3 separate regions of the Homo sapiens genome follow, and all the other regions are linked to region 2. A link is a loop called in an ENCODE intact Hi-C map of the cell type or tissue named here. Cell type or tissue: Caco-2. All regions are shown on one strand. Links, peaks and the distances in the headings refer to the core of each region. The heading gives the core; the rest is flanking DNA.

Evidence for each region. Hi-C counts contacts between places; a loop is a spot of excess contacts. Peaks named below come from ENCODE experiments on the same cell type or tissue, not always from the same donor. Only the 100,000 strongest peaks of a DNase experiment are listed, where the experiment ranks them.
Region 1: it touches region 2 in a loop (5-fold over the local background); 3 of 110 quality-filtered maps call a loop at or near these places.
Region 3: it touches region 2 in a loop (7-fold over the local background); 2 of 110 quality-filtered maps call a loop at or near these places.

What each region holds. Positions count from the first base shown.
Region 1 is chr6:114,301,175-114,308,855 of GRCh38, forward strand. The region is part of intron 1 of HS3ST5 (heparan sulfate-glucosamine 3-sulfotransferase 5); the gene reads right to left. The region is part of intron 9 of HDAC2-AS2 (HDAC2 and HS3ST5 antisense RNA 2); the gene reads left to right. Among named protein-coding and RNA genes, the nearest start is that of HS3ST5, 38 kb to the right of the region's middle. In Caco-2, for the core only: CTCF peaks have their summits at 3,314 (motif pointing left) and 3,518; no DNase peak of the experiment used is centred there.
Region 2 is chr6:114,141,899-114,149,579 of GRCh38, forward strand. The region is part of intron 3 of HS3ST5 (heparan sulfate-glucosamine 3-sulfotransferase 5); the gene reads right to left. All of the region lies in intron 6 of HDAC2-AS2 (HDAC2 and HS3ST5 antisense RNA 2), which reads left to right. LOC124901383 (a long non-coding RNA gene) reads left to right here and starts at 1,050. Exons shown (of 2, transcript XR_007059718.1): 1 at 1,050-1,123; 2 at 1,721-2,122. In Caco-2, for the core only: no CTCF peak of the experiment used is centred there; DNase peaks (open chromatin) are centred at 3,273 and 3,673.
Region 3 is chr6:114,192,750-114,200,430 of GRCh38, forward strand. All of the region lies in intron 2 of HS3ST5 (heparan sulfate-glucosamine 3-sulfotransferase 5), which reads right to left. All of the region lies in intron 8 of HDAC2-AS2 (HDAC2 and HS3ST5 antisense RNA 2), which reads left to right. Among named protein-coding and RNA genes, the nearest start is that of HS3ST5, 150 kb to the right of the region's middle. In Caco-2, for the core only: no CTCF peak of the experiment used is centred there; DNase peaks (open chromatin) are centred at 2,772 and 3,062.

The sequences.
Region 1 (7,681 bases), core at 1,887-4,386, 160 kb after region 2:
TCACATCTCAGTAAAGCTGTTTAAAAAATAATAAGCAGGTTTCATCAAAGGTCAATTCTGTGCAAAATGTATGTTATTAATAATAAGTTCATTTTTAGTTCATCTTTGTTATTTTTCTAGGAAAAGTTAATTTATTTCTAAAGGTCATTCATAGGACACACTAGGGTCCCCTGGGAAATGAAAGTGTTGCACTGGAGAAAAGATGTCCTCATTTTCTCAGTTGTGGATCCACTGTCAAACACTTGTTGTCTTAGCTCACCTGAGTCAATCCTGAACAAGGCATATTTAATTTGAGAAGCCTCATTCCCAGTAGCAAGTAAGGTCTAAGAGTGAGCCTTGGTATCCTAGGCAATTGTGTAAATTTAAGGGATCTACATCTGGAAGAAGCCATAATATTCTCCCTATTGCATCAGCACCAGAGCTCCTTACCCCACACTCTTTCCTAAATATGGTAAAGCTTTGGTTCACTTCTCTACCTGGGGCTGAATCCTTGACCTGATCTCCATTTCAGGGACACTGACACTCTCCTTAGCTCTCATCATCCATCTCCTGAAAAATCTGGACATATGGCTGAGCCCTCAGCTGCTTCATGGGGTTCTCTTCAGAATGGGACAGGTCTCCCAGGACCATGACACAGCCTGCCACATGCCACCATCCACTCATCATCACCACTTAAGTGTGTCTGCCAAATTTAGAGGAATGGAAGGGCAACCAAGGGCTTTTTAAGAAGAAAAAATAGCCTCATGAATAACTGCAAGTTGATTTTCAGTGTTAAAACTGTAACGTGTATTTATTAGATCTTCGCTGGCTTTCAACATCATTGTTGACTCACAAAGTTTACTCTCCAAGCTGCAAATCATACTGTCTGCTGTTGTCTCCAAGTTTTGCAAATATTTGAAGTTACCCAGAAAGGTATTGAATGTATTCTTGCCAAACTGGCAGCCTACAAACTCAATTTTTCAGTTTTGCAGGAGTCACACATTCATTTTATGTGTGATGACCCTAGACACCCTTAATATATTTGTTAGGCTCAACTAGGTAATGAGAAAGACAGAAAAATTAATCGTTTCAATCAACATAACCCTCAAAAAAGTAGAATCAAGGTACCAGTAATCTATCCTTGCTGAAAGCCATTGCAAATTATTATTTCATGATCACTAGAATATGGCAGTAGACATGAAATGGTAAGAGAAAGTCATAGTTAAGTTTATTAATAATAAAGTTTGTCTAGTTTCATTTCACCACCATGGCTATATCCAAGCACATATGCAAAATTAAACTATCAATCACCTGCTACTTAAGTAAAACCTAGGACAATAATTCAGGTATGTAAATGTGAGATTAAAAGAAGGACATCTGGAGAGCAATGTGTAATAATGAAAATTCTTCACAAACATTTTAGGGAGCAGAGATGCGGGGTACAATTATTTTGAAAGAAAGAAAAAATTATTTCATTTTCTGGGTAAGCTTCAACTGTCAACATTTGCCAAGAATTTGTGAGCAAAGGACTGTCTTTCTACTCTCCTTTCTCGTCTTCATTCCTATAGCATCCTTACGGGACATCTTTGGTCCTCCAATCCTTTATCTCTTAGTAAAATCATTTTATGTCTTCATTATTCATAGTTGAAATATATTATGACAATCCTTTCTCAATTAAGAGTGAAAATGTTACAAACTGAATATGGATGAACAACTTTAATGTTACTATTGTGAGTTGTTTGCCCACATTTAAAATGCTCTTAGCTTCTTTTATATAACTTAAACTTGTGTAGTTATTCTTAATGAATTCTTGAGACTAATTTGGCTCCTGGAAACTCAAAAAAGTTTAATTTGTTTAAACTAAGATGGACTGAATACTGCTTTTCTAAATACATCACTTTTTAAAATCCATGACGGAGACTGGCAGGTTGGATGGATTTCTGCACTGGGGTGTAACCAGGTTTCACCAAGTCCGGCCTCAACTCTACCTAAGCTTTCAGCTCTAGCTTTTATATATATAATATTTTAGTAGAAATGGATTTTGGAGCCTTTACTAAAAGTATTTCAGGATTCCCAAAGATTTTTTTGTGATTTCAAATAAATAAGGTGATTAACGCATGTTTGTCCCAGATATTTATACTCTCCTTCCTCAGTCCCCCCACCCCCACCTCAAAAGAAACCTGCCACATTTTAGCTTCACTGGTTTCCTATTGATTTAAAGTCTGGATTCTTAACCTAGAACTCTCATGGACTTAGGAGGTCCAAAAACCTGAAAATTTGTAAGCAAAATATATCATACTGTGTTTGCATTTTTTTTTTTCTGGGCAGAGTGACTATGGCTTCCACCTGATTTAAAAACAATTTTTTTTTACTTCAATATGTTAAGAACCACTAGTTTAAGAGAATATAAGAAAAGGCTCTGCAGGAAGAAGAAAGTACTCAAGGAAAATGATTTTTCTTACAGGGGTTTTCTCACGTTGGTACTTATCAGGGCACATTACATCATACTAAGAAGACAAACATCCTAAAGAATTTGGACCAACATTGGTGCTGCAAATTTGGATGTGCTTAACTTAAATTCTACTATAACACTGTCTACTTAAGATTATTTATGAAATATAATGCATGCAATTATTTCTAAAATATCTACAAAATTAATCTAGCAGCTTTATCTATTGAGCCTGTGCCCATAAATCAGAATGTGATTTTCCATATCAAGCCTTCAGGAAGACAAAGAAAGATAAATTTTATTATTTAAAAAATGCATGTCACTGAGGGAGAGTTTATAAAACCACAGTAATGACTGGCTGCAGTAGTGGTGTGATTCCATGTGGACCTCAGAGAAGAGAACTAAATCATTCAGGACTTCCCCATTGCTTCCATATGCACAGTCATTTCTCTGTAACTGATACAAATGTCTCTGGGAGAAATACAAGATGTCAGAAGTATTTCTGACTGACCTACACTCAATTAGCAATTACTCAAAGGTCAGTCAGAAAAGAAAGAACTACATCAACACCTGCTACTTATAAGGAAGCAGTTAGAAAGATGAAAAAGATAATGAATTCTTTCTATATGGTATCATATATTAAGAATTTGTGATGTTTTCTTAAATATCTAATGTTGACATCATTTTCTCAAGCATACTAGGCACAAACACAATTATGAATGTAGGAAAAAAATCCTTCCATTTTGTTTAAAGGGCTACCACAGAAATAAAGCAGTAGTGTTCTCACAAAGCTTTGTGCTGCATAGTAAGTGCTGTGATTCTAGAACTCTCACATTTATTTTTCATATAAATTTTTAATGCCTCTATACAATACATTTATGTAAAATGGAAGCTCCCTCTAGTGGCAAAAGAAGCTTTATTTTGGATTTGAATAGCTGCTTCCAAACCACCCTGATTATATCAGCGATTCTCAAACTTTTTGGTCTTAGAAGCTTTTGTTTCATGTAGGTTTTATTTATTACTATTAACCATATTAGAAATTAAAACAGATTTTTAAAAAATCATTCATTTAAAAATAGCAAAAATGAACTCATTCCATGTTAACACATAACATTGTTATGAAAAATAACTGTCCTTTCCAAGCAAACAAAAACTGCAAGAAGAGATAGATTGTTTTATATGTTTGAAAAGTTCTAGTGTCTGACATAATAAATGACAGCTGGATTTTCATAAATGCTTCAGTAGTCAATCTTTTGCAAGATGTTTTGGTTGATGTATATTTTTAAAAGTTAGCTCTCACATAGACATAGAGTTGAAAAAGAAAGGAGTAATTGAATAGCTTTTTAAAATAGCTGTGGGTATTTTTCTTTAATACTACACCAAAACTTGACAAGTAATCATTTCTTAAAGATTAGTTGCAATGTGAAATCTGAAACCATATCAATGTACTCTATTACATTAAAATTCACTGGCCTATCTTTCACTTTGAATGGATCTCTTACTAAGCATAAATTTTACCATCATGTACTGGTCATTTTGAAAATATTGCACTGAGTTCTGCAGTTCTCCTAAATGTTGACATATGTCATTATTTAAAAATCATATTCATTAATATCACCACCCACCTCATCAGGAAAGTCTTTACATATTCAGAAGCAGTCATACTCAGAGTGGCATATACAATTTTCTAATACTTTTTTCTAATTCTAAAATTCAAGCTTTCAAGTAAAAGTTCAAATTTGAAAACAAATATTGTCAGTTGTTCTTTTGAAGTGACAGACTCACTATGTTATTTTTCAGAAAATGCATGTGAAATACCCAACTATGAATAATAGCAGCTTGACAGTTGTTCTTTCAAGTAAACATGATGTTCCATGAAAAAGTGGCTAGTTCAGCTAGCAACTCAAAGGACCCACATGAACTTTTCCTCAAGACTGCCCTTGTGCTTGGGTATGCAGTAAAAGTATCTTATGTGTACTTTTCATTTCATCACACAGATTATTAAAAAGACCATGCTCAAAAGTTGAGATTTTTACTGCTTCATCAAGGACACTCTTAAGAAAAGTTGCCTTCTCCTTCTCCTGTCTCTTCTCCTTCTCTTCACGTGAATATGTGGCAGTAAATAATACAATCAGTCTAGTGCCACTTAGATTTGATTCATGCTAAGGCACCAGCATCTTACTCACCACTGATTTTTGCACCATCAATACAAATCTCAACACAATGAAACAGACAAAGAGCACCTTAATATTATTATGGGACTCTCTTGACAGTGACTAGAAGATTTCAGGGGTCCATGGACCACAATTTGAGAAGCAGGATTGACATAATACACTGGACTACATAATGTTGAACTGAGAGACCAACTGGTTGGCATCTTGAATTAACAGACATAAACACTTAAGTTCAGAAAGTCCAAAGTCGCATTCCTGTACAATTACCATTGCATTCTGCCTCTAAGAAAGTGCTTTAAATTCTGGGAGTCTTTGCCTGAATGTAATTTTTTAAATAATTATGACTATTAAAAAATGTTCAACATATCCTTCTATTCTCATAAGGGTCCAAATTTCAGTTTAGTTTTTTTTCTCATTTATTCAGGGACTATTTAAGGCAAAGCTTCTGTAAATGAAATATACATATATATATATATATATACACACACACACACACACACACATATATATATATATAAAATATATATTCTTCATTCCTACAGCATCCTTAGGGGACATCTTTGGTCTTCTCATCCTTTATCTCTTAGTAAAATCATTTACATATAAATTATTACATATATATAATCTATAAGCAAATAATTTTTTCACTGGATTACAAATAGTATATAATTTTGACCTAGAATATATCTCAGAGCCAATTTTGAATTATAACATTACTAAAACATTGTTTTTTAGTGCTCGATATTATATTTATAGTAATTTTTCTAAAGTGTTTCTATATTTTAGCTGTGAAGTGTTATACATCAATGCAATTCTAGACTAAAAACATTCTCAATATTCTACAGGTTAAATAAAAAAGACACCTATGGATTGCTCTATAAGACACAGGTGTGGTTGCTATAAAAATAGCTATATGTGAAAGATACTATTTGAGTACCCAAGTTAAATGAAAGTGTATCAAGTGCTTTACAATCCAGAATCCAATAAGTTTAATAAAAGGATTAAGAAATCTAGTAAATCTTACCTATTTCTGATCTAGCTAGAAATCTGAATAACCAAGAGACTCCCCAAATGCTAAATATTTATTTCCTTCTTAAGAAATACATATAGGACATACGATCACTTATTTTTGTCCATTTCAACATCTATTTCTCCTGAACTTTGTTCTGACCACCTCAGTATAGGCAGTAGCAGCAGCGGGTGAAGGATCATGGGAGAACTGTGCACAATTAACGACAGTAGCAAGGGCAGCATGAACATCTTACTATATTCACTTCAAGCAAGGACTTCCAAATCATAATTAGAGAAAATGTGGATTTGGATTCCTTTATTGTTGATACAGAAGGCCCAAAGCCTTATGTTGTAAAACTGCAGTTTCCAAACTTTGTAGGCACTAAGAGGAAATTTACAACTTTGATTCTGAAACCTGTATGAGATTACCTAGGGCAGGTTTGCTAGGACATCCTCTTAGTCATTACTCACTTTACTAGTAGTTCATAATATAAAAGGCATTTCTCTGTCCTTCATGAGAAGAGCATAGGATGCCACCTTTGAAGTATGTATAGCACAAATATCCTTACTGTTTTTTTTTTTCCATCTAGTAATCTATTGAAAATTACACAGGGATTTGTGAGAACTAGGATAAAACCTAGTTTTTTTTTTCTTTAATAAGAAATGTCTAAGAATTTTATTGTTGTATTGCAATTTCATATAGAAACTAGGATAAAAATTGAATTCCTTGATGTCGGTCTAAAATAAGTTTCTGGAGAATCATGATAAAAAATAATTTTGATATTGAAGTGTGTATAAAGTAATGCATAACATACGCAATTCCTATTTTGACTTATCTCTTTGTAAAGGTAAGGGGTGGAAAGAATTTGCATTTAAATTTAAAAAGTAGATGAATTGGCGTTTACTAGTGAGATGTGATTTGCTTTCCTTTAATAGATAATAAAATATTGATAGCAATATAACCAAGAAAATTTGGAATATGACCGTTTTAATTAATATCAATGTGAGGTGAATTAAAATTTCTTATCAATATATTATTATTTACCAGTTTCATATTGTTTTTTGATTGAAATGATTTGGGAGTTTTGATTAGTCTGTATATATAATGCTGCTCAAATTTATAAGATAATTACTCAATGTGCAATATTAAGACTGATTAGTAAAATACCTAATGAGTTGTGTCATATAATGAATGCTTAGAAATTGCTTTAGGAAGCAGATAACAATATATTAATTTGGAAATAAAATTTTTATACATTGACATTGTTCACAGAGAGAAAATAAGTAATTAATAGACTACTCTTCAAGAAAAACAGAGAAAAATGATCATTGTAAATGACTATTAAAATATTTAAGTTGAACATCTATATACTAGTAAGTTTAGGAATATCTTAAGCATAAATTGAATTTTAAAAAATTATCTCTGGAGCATAAGTCTCTTAAACTTAATATTCTTGTACTTATTTGACCCTCCTACATAGCAGAAAACAGTGTAGTTTAAAACTAACTAGATGGTGGCAGGGCGCGGTGGCTCATGCCTGCAATCCCAGCACTTTGGGAGGCCGAGGCGGGCAGATCACGAGGTCAGGAGATCGAGACCGTCATGGCTAACACAGTGAAACCCCGTCTCTACTAAGAAATACAGGAAAATTAGCCGGGCGTGGTGGCAGGCGCCTGTAGTCCCAGCTACTCGGGAGGCTGAGGCAGGAGAATGGCATGAACCCAGGAGGCGGAGCTTGCAGTGAGCCGAGATCACACCACTGCACTCCAGCCTGGGTGACAGAGCAAGACTCTGTCTCAAAAAACAAAAACAAAAACAAAAACTAACTAGATGGCTCACTGAACATTTGAGTAGAGTACAAGAAAGAATAGCTCTTTCACTGTTGACATAGACCTGTAGCTCATGAAATGCCTCTGACCCCCTGAACTGCCCCAGCACCCAGTCCCAGGAGGAGGTGAAAACCAGACCAGGTAAGGAGAAATGAGTGAACAAATAGATCAGTAAGGTGATTCTCTTGACAGCTCCCTGCATGCCAACAAAACCCTGAAATGCCCATAGAAACATTTC
Region 2 (7,681 bases), core at 1,815-4,314:
TGTGTGTATTTTGCATACAAGCCTGCCATGCGAATGGCTCTCAGATCCTTATCTATTTGAATAAAACAAATGCTTCCCTGCTTCATGTTCCATCTCATTTTTTTTTCCTCATTTCCTACAGCTGGTTGTTTGTAATATTCATGATATTTCTTGGTTTCCAGTTTGTCTCTCTTCTCTCTCTCACAAAATAATGCCCTGCCTTTAAATTTTTCCATTTGTGTACTGTCTCCTTTATCATCCCTATTTCTTAAGCTTTCCTGCTTGGAGCATCACTGTCTGATTATTTCAAGGATAACAACTTCCCATCTCTGTATAGAATTCTTTAGACAGGGATATGAGGAGCATGCATTTATAGGAGCTGTGCAATTGTAATGAACGTTTAAAACATGGAAAAAGTCCTGGGTCAAATAAGGTTTACAGTTTGGGATTGGTAAACCAATGAAAGGAACGAGTAAAATAAAGTAACATCAGAAAGTGATGTCAACAATCTTCCTTTTCATTTTAACCTGTTCCATGTGGAAGCTCTGAATACGGTCACGTGGCAGGCTCACGAGTGAGTCATGGGAGGTAAGCGTGGCTGGGAGAAAGGAGGGAGCAGTTACTGCGAGGGTGGGTGAGGATAACACAAGCCTTGTGAGCCAGACAGAATTTAAATGTGATAATCTTTGCAAAATGTTTGTAAAGATGAATAATTATATAATCAATAGATATAATCATCTTTTTCCTCTTACAGGTAAATGCCATTTACAGAAAGCATTCTGCATAATAAAACGATTTCAAAGTCTCATAAGAGAAGCTAACATAACTTCCCTTAATCAATCTAGTCTTCATGAGCTCTACACAAATAGTCCCATACCAAGGTTTTCCTGTATGTCTATCCATTTATAGGGGATAGGGAAGCTTAAGGGAGGAGTGCTGTGAAGAATGTTGTCATTTCTTCTGGACTGCTACTAAGTAAAAGTTATCTTCTCACCTCACTCACCAATTCCTGCCTTAGTACCACAGCAATTATCTTTGCCTAAACACATTAACGGGGAAAAATGTTCAGGCTTTTGGAGAAGAGCTACAAGTGGTGGACGGTGGCCACAGTGAAGAGTGGGGTAACTTAGACTAAACACTATAGGTAAGTTTATCACGCTCTCTCTTTTCCCTTTACTGACTCCAAAGTACTTGTCACTCATTAAATCTGCCTTATCGTCAGTTCTTTCAAACAGGAAGCATAATTTCAGTGGTTGCTTTTCACTGGACATGTGGCCTTGGGCAAATTACTTAACTGTTCTATGCCTTGGTTTTCTCATCTTGGAAGATGTAATATTGGAAGAATAATAATATCTACTTCATGAGACTGTTGTAAAGGTTAAATGAGTTAATATCCATAAAGTATGAGAATAATGCCTGGCACATAATAAGTACTGCAAAATGTCTAGCATAATAATGATTATCATTGTTAATAACACATATGTCGTGTTCAGTGGGAGATCACTATATATAACCATTGTCTAATTCCTCTTCTGGATTTGTGTTCTTTTTAGGAAGTTGTGCATGTCCATTGCAGAATAGGAGGTGATTAGATATGTAGTATCATTACTATTCCAATACTAGCATTTGGGGTGTGAAAGTTGTAAGATTCAAAATAGAGTCACTTGTGTCAAACCCGGGCAAATGGCGCCAAGGAGGATCATGAACGGAGGGATCTCACACATGATTTTCTTGATAACAGGAGCCATCAGAAGAAATTTTTCCAAACTGCAGCTTATTACATGGGTCACACAAGGACAGTTTGCAGCATAAGGACAGCTAGCTGCTTATACAAGAACATGTGCCTGACACAGTCTCACAAGCCCAGTCCAAAACTACAAGGGCCTAACTGTAACTCCAGGATTACAAGTCCTACCTAATAACTATTGACACTCGCCAGTCAGAACTCACCAGCTCTTTTGTTGCTGCCAGCACCAATAAGCTTTCTTCCAAAACCAACGCATAGCCTCCGCCTTTCCCAATAAACTCTAACCTTTTCCTTTATTCTGTGGACACTCCAGAGGCCAATCTGGTCTGTATATATGTCCCAGATTGCAGTCCTACTTCTTGTATATTATTCTCAAATAAAACAATTTTTACTTAAGAGACTCATCTCTATTTTTTATGTTGAGGTTTTAAGTGAGTGGGAAACCAGCAGGCAGTGTAAATGCAGTCCCAGAGTTCCCAGTGGCAACTGTGTTCACCACTCTACTCTGTAGCCTGAGCAGACTGTCACAGAACTGCCCCTGACCAGATTGATGAATATAGGAGAGCTGCTTTCCTGTGTTTTTAGGCTGAAAAACTTCACTCTGTTTTGGACTGTACAGAGACAAGCATGCAGCATTCCCAAACATTGGCAGACTTCTCATCACCTTTGGATGACCTATGACCGATACATTTAGCGAAGAGTTCACATTATTAACTGGATTTCCCACCAGTCATTGTTCAAAGATTGAAATTTCACAAATAAAATCAGAGCCCGATAAAGACATTTTTAGTTACATCACAAAGAAAGAAAACTCTTTCAGCTTTGGGACGGTCTTTGATAAGTTGCATAATGGTCCCACACAGCCTAAAATTAAACTCTCCAAAAGTTCCTACCATATGACCAAACATGAGCATTTAATCTTGAAACTTCTATCCAGAAGTTAGTTCTCAAATAAATGCATCTACAGGACATAAGCAGAAACATGGAAACTGGAGGTAGCAGGTCCCAAAAATCCATAGATTGTTTTAAACATATTTTAACCCCTGCTGGACAGGAAAGGCAAAGCCATTGGCATTAGGTAGAACTGGGCACTAATCTTAGCTCTGACACTTACTAGCTAGGTCATCTGAACCATGTTACAGTTTCCTCATCTGTAAAAGGCTGAGTTGATACCTACTTCAAAGTACAGTTGTTAGAATTAAATGAGTAACGTTTGTATAGCTCCTGTGGCAGTGCCTGATATATAACAGCTATTCAGTAAACGTTTATGTCTGCCTAACTTGTTGCTCTGCTGTTAGTTGGGACCTGAACAGTGGGAGCCTTGGCCGGGTAGTGACATACCTGTGTCTGCAGAGCCTGGGCCATTCAAACATCTCAGCTGATGCTCACGGAAATTACTCTCACTTGTGCTCCAACTTCACTCCAGTTCCTCCACTCTCTGTTGATTTTTGCTGCTGACCTGACCCTTACTTCTTGGCATTTGAACCTGACTTCATACCCTGTATACCAACTAGGTTCTGGTATTCTGTCCACATTCCTACAAGCCCCGGAGGCAGGGCTTAGCTTTGTACTTCTAGGTTGGTCCTGATAGCACATTCCAGTCCTATCTCACACAGCTCAAAGACTGCCTTGCTAAAACAAAACAAAAAACAAAACACCTCACACTGAAATTTCATCATCTCTCCAGGAATAGAGTTTCTTTATTGTGAAAGATTCTTTCTCAAAATGGTTTAGTGTGCTTCGAGTTTCATCTCAGGTATTATTTGCAGTGGTCCCAGCAGTAAGCCTGGCTTATCTGAGCCCTGGTTTATGGCAAGCCTGAAATGAAATGAGAATGTCGGGTTTGGGAGAGACAGGTCCCCAAACCAGAGGAATGACAGGAATGTTCACATGGGGACACAAAGCCTGCCTGATTAGAAGGAGGGAGTCTGGAGAGAGTGGCCAGGGTAGTTTACATGGGCAGAAAATGACAGATGTCAAAACCATAAAGGTTCAATGAGAGTGGCCAGGTACGTGGAGCAGGCAGGGTCAAGGACACCAAAGCAAACAAAGACAGCAGATGCAGAAGTGAGAGTTGAGTCTTGAGCTGCTGCGAACTGCAGTGGGAGGCAGGGCTCGTGTGGGGGTGCTGTGGGAAGCAGGGGCCTTCCTCACTCATCAGGAACACAGCTGTCTGCCCCTAAGCCACAGCCCTCAGCTTTGGGAGGATAATTTCTCACAGCAGTGCTGTATCTATCATAGCTGAATTTAAAGAATTTGTGGTAAGTGATCTTAATTGAACTGATACCCTTGAGATGTCGCATCACCTTTAAACCAATGGACATCTGAAAGGAAAGTACATTTTCCTAATGTTGTGATGGAATGGATTGCTACTGGAGACTGGCTAACTAAATGGGTCCAAACTCTCATAATTTTCAATAGAAAAAAATAGTCTGATTTAGAAATAAAATCACCTTTAGCATTTCTACTAAAATTAAAAAAAATTACAGAGTCCAGTTGCTTCTAGATATGTCTCTTCTCTGTAAACCACAGTTCTACAAGAAGCAATCTTTGAGAGTAGAGAGCTTTATCCTAACGGCCAACCATAAAGACAGCTAAATAGAATATTTGAAATAGAAATCTGCGAGCACTGTGAAAGAGTACTTTTTGTTTTTTAAAGGTAGTCAACTTTGTTCCTCCCTTACAGAAGATACAGTTGGCTGACCTAAATTGACTAAGTTCTGAGAGAATCATATCGTTAAAGAAAGTAGAAGTCTGGCCCATAAAGTCCTGTGATTGTTCAATCCCTAAACGAGGTCCCCAAAGGAGTGTTTCTCTCTGTCTCACCTCACATGTGGCTAAGGAGAATATGGGCAAGGAAGAACCTCCAGAGAGGAAAGTTAGAAGCCATGGAGGCCAATGGCCAAGAATGTCCACCAGGGTCTAAGCAGAGGGCATCAACCCCTAGAAGGGCAGGGAGGCTGTTCCTAAGTGATACGGTTTGTATATTCACTCCTGCCCAAATCTCATGTTGAACTGAAATTCCCAACAGTGGAAGTGGGGACTGGTGGGATATGTTTGCATCATGGGGGTGGATCCCTCATGGCTTGGTGCGTCTTTGCAATATTTGATGAGGTCTCATGTGATTTGGTCATTTAAAAGTGTATGGCACCTTCCCCCATTCCCTCACTCCTGCTTCTGCCATGTGATATTCCTGCTCCCGCTTTACCCTCTGCCATGAGTAACAGCTCCGAGGCCTCCTGGGAAGCTGCCATGCTTGTGCCTGCAGAACTATGAGCCATTAAACCTCTTTTCTTTATAAATTACCCAGTTGCAGGTATTTCTTTATGGCATGCAAGAACAGCTGAATACACTGAGCAGCAGGCTTTCATCACTGGTATGGATCAGGGACTACTATGTGTTTCCCTTTCTTTCTTTTCTGAATGGGAGATTATACTGCATTATCCTATTACTACACTAACACTATATAGGGGGACTCTGTGGGCAAAGTCAAGAATCTTAACTGTTTACACATTACCAGCACAAAAGAGCTATCTCAGCTCTTGTTGGAAAAGCCAGCACATGACTTTGTGCTGGATGCAAAGACTGAGTGGGATTTTGAAAACACATAGTTATTTGGCTATTTGGGGTACGAACTCAGATGAGGATGCCACAGACTATTTTCCAGCCTCCCTTGCAGCTAAATGTGGCCATGTGACTGAATTCTCACTGATAGAACGTGAGCTGAAGTGATGTGTGCAACTTCCACATCACTTAAGAGGGTTGTTTGCCCTTCATTTCTGCTCCTCCATGCATAGGGACACTGGCATGGCAGTGACCTCACTTCAACCATGAAGATGAAGTTGATTGAAACACAGAAGAATAGGGTCTTGGAATAACCTAGTGCAGCAGAACCAACCTACCAATCTGGACTACTCATTCTGAATTGTTAGGTCATGAGAAATAAACTTCCTTTTTTGAGGGGTGGCGGAGATGTTTTGGAGTCTCGCTCTGTCACCCAGGCTGGAGTACAGTGGCACAATCTCAGCTCACTGCAACCTCTGCCTCCTAGGCTCAAGTGATCCTCCTGCCTCAGCCTCCCGAGTAGCTGGGACTACAAGCAGGCACCACCACACTTCGCTAATTTTTGTATTTTTAGTAGAGACAGGGTTTTACCATGTTGGCCAGGCTGGTCTTGAACTCCTGACCTCAAGTGATTCTCCCACCTTGGCCTCCCAAAGTGCTGGGATTACAGCCATGAGCCACCGCACCTGGCAGAGAAATAAACTTCTCTTAGAGGTAAGCTTCTGTCACTTTTGATCTCTGTTGCAGCATATATATCCTCCTTCATCCGAATGCATAAAATTATAATTTCAGAATGATTTGATATAAGAAAATCATTACTTCTAGAATAATTTGAATTGGAAATTTCATTTCTAGGTACCATAAGATCATTTTTCTAGACATTATAAATTCTTAGGTCTGCAGCCAATGGAACAGAACAGAGACCTCAGAAATAACACCACACATCTACAACCATCTGATCTTTGACAAACCTGACAAAAACAAGCAATGGGAAAAGAATTCCCTATTTAATAAATGGTACTGGGAAAACTGGCTAGCCATATGCAGAAAAGTGAAACTGGACCCCTTCCTTACACCTTATACAAAAATTAACTCAACATGGATTAAAGACTTAATGTAAAACCCCAAACCATAAAAACCCTAGAAGAGGCCAGGCACAGTGGCTTATGCCTGTAATCCCAGCACTTTGGGAAGCCAAGGCGGGTGGATCACCTGAGGTCAGGAGTTCGAGACCAGCCTGGCCAACATGGTGAAACCCTGTCTCTATTAAAAATACAAAAAAATTAACTGGGTGTGGTGGCGGACACCTGTAATCCCAGCTACTCAGGAGGCTGGGGCAGGAGAATCGCTTGAACCCAGGAGGTGGAGGTTGCAGAGAGCCAAGATCGCGCCACTGTACTCCATCCTGGGCAATGAGAGTGAAACTCTGTCTCAAAAAATAAATAATAAAACCCTAGAAGAAAACGTAGGCAATACCATTCAGGACATAGGGATGCCGACTTCATGACTAAAACACCAAAAGCAATTGAAACAAAAGCCATAATTGACAAATAAGATCTAATTAAACTAAAGAGCTTCTGCATGGCAAAAGAAACTAGCATTAGAGTGAAAAGGCAACCTATAGAATGGGAGAAAATTTTTGCAATCTACCCATCTGACAGTCGTAATATCCAGAATCTACAAGGAACTTAAAAAATTTACAAGAAAAACAACCCCATCAAAAAGTGGGCAAAGGATATGAACAGACATTTCTCAAAAGAAGACATTTATGTGGCAAACAAACATGAAAGAAAGCTCATCATCACTGATCATTAGAGAAATGCAAATCAAAACCACAGTGAGATACCATCTCACACCAGTTAAAATGGTGATTATTAAAAAGTCAGGAAACAACAGATGCTGGTGAGGCTGTGGAGAAATAGAAACATTTTTACACTGTTGGTGGGAGTGTAAATTAGTTCAACCATTGTGGAAGACAGTGTGGCGATTCCTCAAGGATCTAGAACCAGAAATACCATTTGACTCAGCAATCCCATTACTGGGTATATACCCAAAGGGTTACAAATCATTCTACTATAAAGACACATGCACACACATGTTTATTGAAGCACTATTTACAATAGCAAAGACTTGAAACCAACCCAAATGCCCATCAATGATAGACTGGATAAAGAAAATGTGGCAAATGTACACCATGGAATACTATGCAGCCATAAAAAAGGATGAGTTCATGTCCTTTGCAGGGACATGGATGAAGCTGGAAGCCATCATTTTCAGCAAACTAACACAGGAACAGAAAACCAAACACCACATGTTCTCACTCATAAGTGGGAGTTGAACAATGAGAACACATAGACACAGGGAGGGGAACATCACACACTGGGGCCTGTT
Region 3 (7,681 bases), core at 1,887-4,386, 51 kb after region 2:
TGGTCCCAGAGTCATAGCTTCTACCCTAGGGGTATAAAGTAAAAAGAAATAAGATACTGTAACGTCAGTCAAAATATATATAGACTACCACAGTTTCTCTGAAAGATGTCATATTACGAGCTTCTATGCAACAGAAAGTGATTTTACTATTTTCTCCAACTGCTATATCCATGCATTTCATAGAAGGTTATTATAATCTAAGTGTTTTTTTCATTTCTCCCACCTGCCCCCACCTTTTTAAAAGTTTAACTTAATCAGAGCATGGGTGTATATCTGTGGGATTTTTTTCTTCTTCTTCAGGTTCTGTCATGCTATCATCACAGCAGTCTTTATCAAACCAGGACTAAGTGGTTAATATCTTGTTAACTCATTCATGGAGCACTTTCAATTAGCAAACTTCTATTAATCACTAATGGGTGGAACCCTGGAGATGAAAGCTACCTGCTTCATAAGCAGCACTGGTGGAAGACAAACATATGAACAAACACACAGACAGACAGACACACACACAGTGTTATGGGAGCTGAAGAAAAGAAGAGCTATAATTCTGCTTAGAAAAGTCAGGGAAGTCCTCATACATGAGGTGATATAGGAACCATATTTTGAAGGATATGTAGCAAGCCAAAAGATGGACCTGGTGAGTAAAGTTTATTATTGATAAAGAGAAAACCTCGCAGAACACAGAGTTTGGTGTGTTTGGGGACTACAATGGCTGTGGTAGAAGCATGTATATGCAGCAGTGTCACATGAAGGTTAAGACACTAAACTTTGGCATCATTCTCCCTGGTATGAACCCTGGCACTGACCTTGAACAAATTCGTTATTAATTTCTTTGTGCCTTAATTTCCTTATCTATATAATAGGAAAAGAAACAGTACCTAAACTGTAGGGTTTTTAAGGGTTAAATGAAATAGTACTGTAATGCCTGGCACATAATAAACACTTAAAAATGTTAACTATCAGTATTATTATCCCCCAAAGACAACTACTTCTTGAGTAATCAATATTACTATTATGAGTGAAATTTCCTCCACATGTGTCTTCACACTAACAATAAGCAATATTAGATTATGGTTATACATTCCTTTGGACAGGTACTCTCTTCTACAAATCAGAAATCTATTCCTGGGGGCAGCTTCCAAGTCATATATTCTGAATGATGTCTGAATAGCTGTTTCACAGCCCATCTAAGCATTCAGGTCTCCTAAATTATGAAGTAAGTTGATAAATGGGCCTATAAAAATAAGTGCAAGGAACATACTGTCACTAGGTACCTTATGTACATACTTTAGGAGGAGACATGTATTCATCAAGATACATGAAGTTTATCTTTTGAAGAGAAGAGAATCATATTGAAAGAAACAAGTTATCATTCGTGCTGGAAAACTCAGAAATCAATCCTCTAATTTCAACTGATTTGAACACAGATATCTTTTGCATTGACTAAATCTGGGCATTTGGATGCAAGAAAGACCTGAAGAAATTAATTTCCTAAAAGCTAGCTCCCTTTAGCTGAATAATATTAAATAATTATGATCACTTCGTAAATAAAAATAAAATTCTAAGCCCCCCTCCAACTGGATGAACGAACTGTTGGCCAAAGGGACATCAGAGAAACTCTGGAAACTGAGTTCCTGGCCATGACAGGATGGGAGGTCGGACACACTTTGTCACGTTGTAGTCTCTTTGTTAACTGCCTTTAGGCTTTCTTATGTAAGGGCTAAACAGAAACCAGCCCTTTCAAAAGACTCCACTGCTATTTCAACCAACTGCCTGATTGCTGGCCCTCCCTTTTGTGGTTTTGGCACAACAGCCAACCAGCATTTCTTCTTGATAAAGGAGCACTCACCATGGAGTGGTTCAGGCTAGTCTGTGGAGGATACACAGTGAGGGTTTTCGTGTCCCCTGCTTTACCCTTTGACATCAGAGTGTGGAAAATTCTACCCCTGGATCATGCTAATGCTGCCAATTTTAGAACATGGGTCCCATGGAGAGGCATGAAGCTCAGTTGCACATGGGCAGGTCTCTCCTTTCATGAATATTTATGACTCCTCCTATAGTTTATTGAATATGTATATTTGGCCATCTCATTCAGCATAAAACCCTGTCCTATTTGTCCCACCCTCAAAGCAGTCTGTTTCTGGCATCTGGCCAGAGGCCGTGCCTCCCAGCCTATCAGAATAGCCACCTTGCAGGCTGCAACTCTTTATGAGAAATAAAGCTCTCCTTTCCACTTGTATGAACCTTGTCATTCTTCAGCTGACCTGCTTCAATAGATACCACTGAAAGATACAAAGAAAGTGGGCAGGACACATAACCTTGATATTTAGATTACACATTCCACCACTTTACCCGAGAGTTTCAAGTCATTATTAAATCCAGAGAGCCACTAAGGAACTGCTGTTTGGATGATGTCAGCAGATTTAGAGGGAGCTAGTTCCCCAGAGATGACCAAGTTCCACAGTCAAGAGATCTTTTCTAGTTTTCTAGGTCAGGCCATCTGAGAAAGGGAAAAATGATCATTTTGGTGAAGGGAAGTTGCAGCTAGAGGCAAATAAATCCTGTATGCTGGAGAAAATGAGATATATGAATATGAGTCAAACTGAGGAGCTATAGAGAGACCAGACCCACTGCCCATGTCACTAAGCAGGTAAATGTGTGCATTCAGCTGTTGTAAGCCAATAAAGAGTGGTGAGGTCAGGCTTGGAGTGTGCCTTCCACAGTAAAGGAATGCAAATTAAAAAAAAAAATTGTTAAAGCATTGCACAAGCCACACTAAATACACCTGTGTCCAGGACCAGGATTCTATCTGTTTTATAATCCTGTGGGCTCATGGCCTCTGGCCTATGCTGAGAGGGGAGAAATCACACTGTGGGGCAGAACTGATAATATCATTTGTTAATAAATATGCAATTAGGTAGATAAATGGAAGAAATAGAATTTATAGGTGTATGTCCTCAGGAAGGATAAGAGTGAACTTCAGTTGGAGAGAGGAGAAAGAGGGAAAGTGGTCAAGCAGGCAGTTAGGGTGGGTCCTTGGTTGAATTCTTTCAAACAAAAGAATAGCCTGAAAAATCAGCCTGCAGGCACAGATAAGGGAACTTGTACAGAAGGCCTTGTCTAAGACATGCCCTCAATGGAAAATTCCATCCTCTAATACATGCACAGTAAGGGGAGCAAAGCAATATGGAGTAACTCAAGCTAAGGGCCTGTATGCACACTAGGAGAACAGGAGTGGAGCTACCAGAAATTCGTGGCTTATGCAAATGAGACGCCCAGCCCTCTTCAGTTTCTTATAAAAGCCTTTGCGTTCAACTGTAAAAACAGCAACCCTCTTCTGGGCCCCCTCTCCATGACAGAGAGCTTTCTTCTTTCACTTATTAAACTTTCGCTCCAACCTCACCCTTTGTGTCCACACTTCTTAATTCTCTTGGTTGTGAGATGAAGAACTCCGGGTGGTACTTCACAATGAGACACTGCTACATTGTGATGCATTGGCGAGACTGTAACAGTAAGATCTACATTAAATCAGGGAAATTAGTATGGGGGTCTATATTCTGTAGCTTTGCCAGTTTGTTCTTAGGATTTTCTGTTTTGCCTATGAATTGGGGTGCAGGGAGACGGAGTTGAGCAAAAAAGCAAAAAGATCTTTCCATACCCGTCCTTCCGCTGAGTGGGGCTTTTGTAAAAGAATGAGATATTACAACCTTATAGTAGGTTCTTTTAGCTTACTTAATTTCTTTGTGTTTACTCTTTGAAAGGGCAAACAGATAATGTACTGCCCAAATTCTAATGACAAAACCAAATAAACAGGGAGCGGCCCTCGTGAAGTCTCCTTCATTACTTGCCTAAAACTCAATTATTAGCATCATTGTAAGCACCTCTTAGCCAGGCTGGAGCTCCACAAAAAAAAAAAAAAGACCTAAAATTCCATAGAAGTAGAGTCTTAGCCTAGGAAGTAAGAGTCACTTGATATGGAATTTACAATGTGTGATGATAATAAGCTATATGATTATTTTTTGAAGTTACTGTTTCGTTTAATGTAGTTTTGAAAGATTTTGTTTTTAAAGGAGGGGATTTGGTGTTATTAGGAAGGAGAAACTAAAGTCCAGGCAAGTTTGTAAATGGAAAAAAAAATAAACATTGGGTGAAAAGAGCAATGATTGAGGAAAGAATGCTATTGAAGGGTAAAGAAGTAAAGATGCAGTGCTGTCTTTTTGGTAGCTGTTGCCTTGAAAAGACAAGATAGGTTTAGCTTCAGGATGGAGACAGCCCAAGGCCCCAGGGCTCCAACCAGTTGGTCAAGAACCAGCCATTTTTGTTAAAATGAGAAGAGACCTCTCTATTCCATGGAACAGTGTTTTTTCTTTCTTTCTTTCTTTTTTTTTTTTTGTTGTTTTTAATGAGTACTTTATTTTTTGAATAGACAAATAAATGAATGAACTGCCACAAAATCACTTACCAAGTTCTTGCACATATTTGGTCCTGTTCAAGACTATATATTCTGTATTATTGATATTTGTTTGTTTTGTTGTCAGTCCCATACAAATTTAATAACTGCACCTTAAAAACATTTTAATATCTCTTAGGTTTTGATGACTTCCCATATACTCTACAATAATTCATTGTAGTCTAAAACGTTTTCCAACTATTCTTACATATTTATCCTCCAGTTGAATTTTATAATCATTTGTCAAATTTAAAAAATCTCATTGTATATATATTTATTTTAATTTCCATTTTTATTTAGATTCTGGGGTAGATATGCAGGTTTGTTACAAGGGTATATTGTATAATGCTGAGGTTTGGGCTTCTATTGATCCCAACACTTAGACAGTGAATATAGTACCCAACAGGAAGTTTTTCAGCCTTTGCCCACTCCCTCCCTCCCTCCTTTTGGAGTCCTCAGCATCTACTGTTCCCATCTTTGTTTGTGTGTACTCAAGATTTAGCTTCCACTTATAAATGAGAATATGTCATATTTGGTTTTATGTTTCTGTGCTAATTTGCTTGGGATAATGGCCTCCAGCTGTATCTATGTTGCTGCAAAGGACATTATTTCAAAAAGGTAGAAATGCCAGCTCCCTTAGATGAGAAAAAATCAGCACAAGAACTCCAGCAATTCAAAAAGTCAGAGTGTTTTGTTACCTCCAAAGGATCACACTAGCTCCCTAGCAATGGATCCTAACCAGATTGAAATGTCTGAGTTGATGGACATGGAATTCAGAATCTGGATGGCAAGGAAGCTCAAGGAGATCCAAGAGAAAGTTGAAATCCAATCCAAGGAAGCCAGAAAAGTGATCCAAGATTTGAAAGATAACATAGCCATATTAAGAAAGAAGCAAATTGAACTTTTGGAATTGAAAAGTTCACTAGAGGAATTTCAAAATACAGTTGGAAGCCTTACCAACAGACTAGGCCAAGCAGAAGAAAAAATTTCAGAGCTCAAAGACTGATCCTTCAAATCAACCCAGTCAGACAAAAATAAAGAAAAAGGAATCTTTAAAAAATGAACGAAGCCTTTGAGATATATGGGATTATACAAAGTAACCAAATCTATGACTCTGGCATTCTGGAGAGAGAAGACAGAGTAAGCAACTTGGAAAACATATTTGAGAATATAATCAATGAAAATGTTCCCAATTTTGCTAGAGAGGTCAACATAGAAATACAAGAAACAGAGAACCCCTGCAAGATATTATACAATTCGATCATTCCCCAGGCACATAGTCATCAGAATTTCCAAGATCAACCCAAAGGAACAATCAGAGTTAATGCAGAAAAATAGGGAATAGGTTTAAGGTGCAATTAGCACCTTCTGTTCTACACATCGGCAGAGCTGACACAGAAAGTGATTCACCAGGTTGTATGAAGAAATTCTGAGAAAACTCTGTAAATTCACAAAATTCAATGTACAATTAAATAAACTAAAGAAATAATTGTGCATAGTTGGAAGCATTCTATACTGATTGTGGACTTTACTTTGTAAATCATGTGGTTATAAGTAGAAATGAGAGATTAATGGAAATATCTGCTACTTAGTACAAGTTTTTTTTTTAATAAATGCATTAGATAATCACAGGTTGTATGCCTAATTCTCATGATGACCAAACATCTGTTTATGACATATACACACACACACCTCTATTCCCAGGTGTAGCTACCTAGAGACTCAGTGCCCTCGAGCAGTGAATTGGCCTATAAAAGGTTACTTTTAGAATCACAAACATTTTACAAACTTAAAATATCACATATGATTTTCAAATAGATACCAAGGCACTTCCAAGACATAGGGCAACTGTCTAGAAGTAGAACTGAGGGAATAGTGGTAGGGGTAAAAATATGAAAGTCATAAAATATTGATGCCATTATTATGAAAGTGATAAAATAGAAATATATAATGTTTATGTTTTAACCAAATATAAAACTAGAGACATTAAAATAGCATACCATGTACCAAAATAAACAGGGAAAACAATAAGAAACTACAAATTTGACTGCAAAAATGACTTAAGTTTTTATGGCCGTAAAGGATGCCAGCACAGGATAATGTACTGGAACAAAATAAATACTCTGCTCTTTCTGGAATTAGGTCCCTGTTTGGTCAATGTGGCTTTTTCCAGTGTGTGAATTTGTGGAATATTGTTCCTATGAAATGCTCCATTAAAAAAAATATTCTATGCCCAAATAAGTTTGAGAAATGTTGCAAAACATATTTCTCCTTTGGTATTTGATAATGCACACAAGCACATTAAGAGCTCTGAGAAGTCCTACAGTAAAAAAATGTTTATCTTATTTTACAACCAGAGTTAACTATTGTAAGGACAAATAAAAATTAAAAATAAGAGAATCCTCCTGTTGAAAATAAGGGAACAGATACTTTTCTCCCCTCTTTTATTTTTTAAAGAACATCTACTTTAGAAAATTTACCATTGTATTAATAAATAATAAATACTTCTTTTTAAAAAATGTCTATAAACCTTTTGAGAGCTAGATAGGCCTTTTGTCAGCTTTATGTCTCAAAAATGTTTTTCTTAAGGACATGAGAGTCATCTTTTTGAAATGCAAACACCAAAAAAGATAGCACCTCTATCTTCCAGTTTTGTGGCAAGTAGCTTAACTTCAATGGGCACCTTGCTCCAATTTGCAAAGCTACCTCCTGTTGTAAAGATATGAGGTTTGGGCAGGGCACGGTGGCTCACGCCTGTGTTCCCAGCACTTTGGGAGGCTAAGGGGGTGGAGGGGCAGATCACCTGAGGTCAGGAGTTCGAAACCAGCCTGACCAACATAGTGAAACCCCATCTCTACTAAAACAAAATTAGCTGGGCGTGGTAGCACGTGCCTGTAATCCCAGCTACTTGGGAGGCTGAGGCAGGAGAATCCCTTGAACCCTGGAGGTGGAGGTTGCAGTGAGCTAAGATTGCACCATTGAACTCCAGCTTGGAAAACAAGAGTGAAACTTCAACTAAAAACAAAAACAAAAACAAAAACAAAATGAGGTTTGTTTTTCCTCTGGTTAAAGACAATAAGCAAACACAGATGATCACCCCATAGTGTCACACTATGTGTGACAAAAGGTGTTAGCAAGTCCTCTCATTTGAGAACTAGTTATTGTTTATTTTGAAAACATGTATATAATGGGTTTGTAAATGCTCGGTTATACAAGGTGGTGAGATTCCTT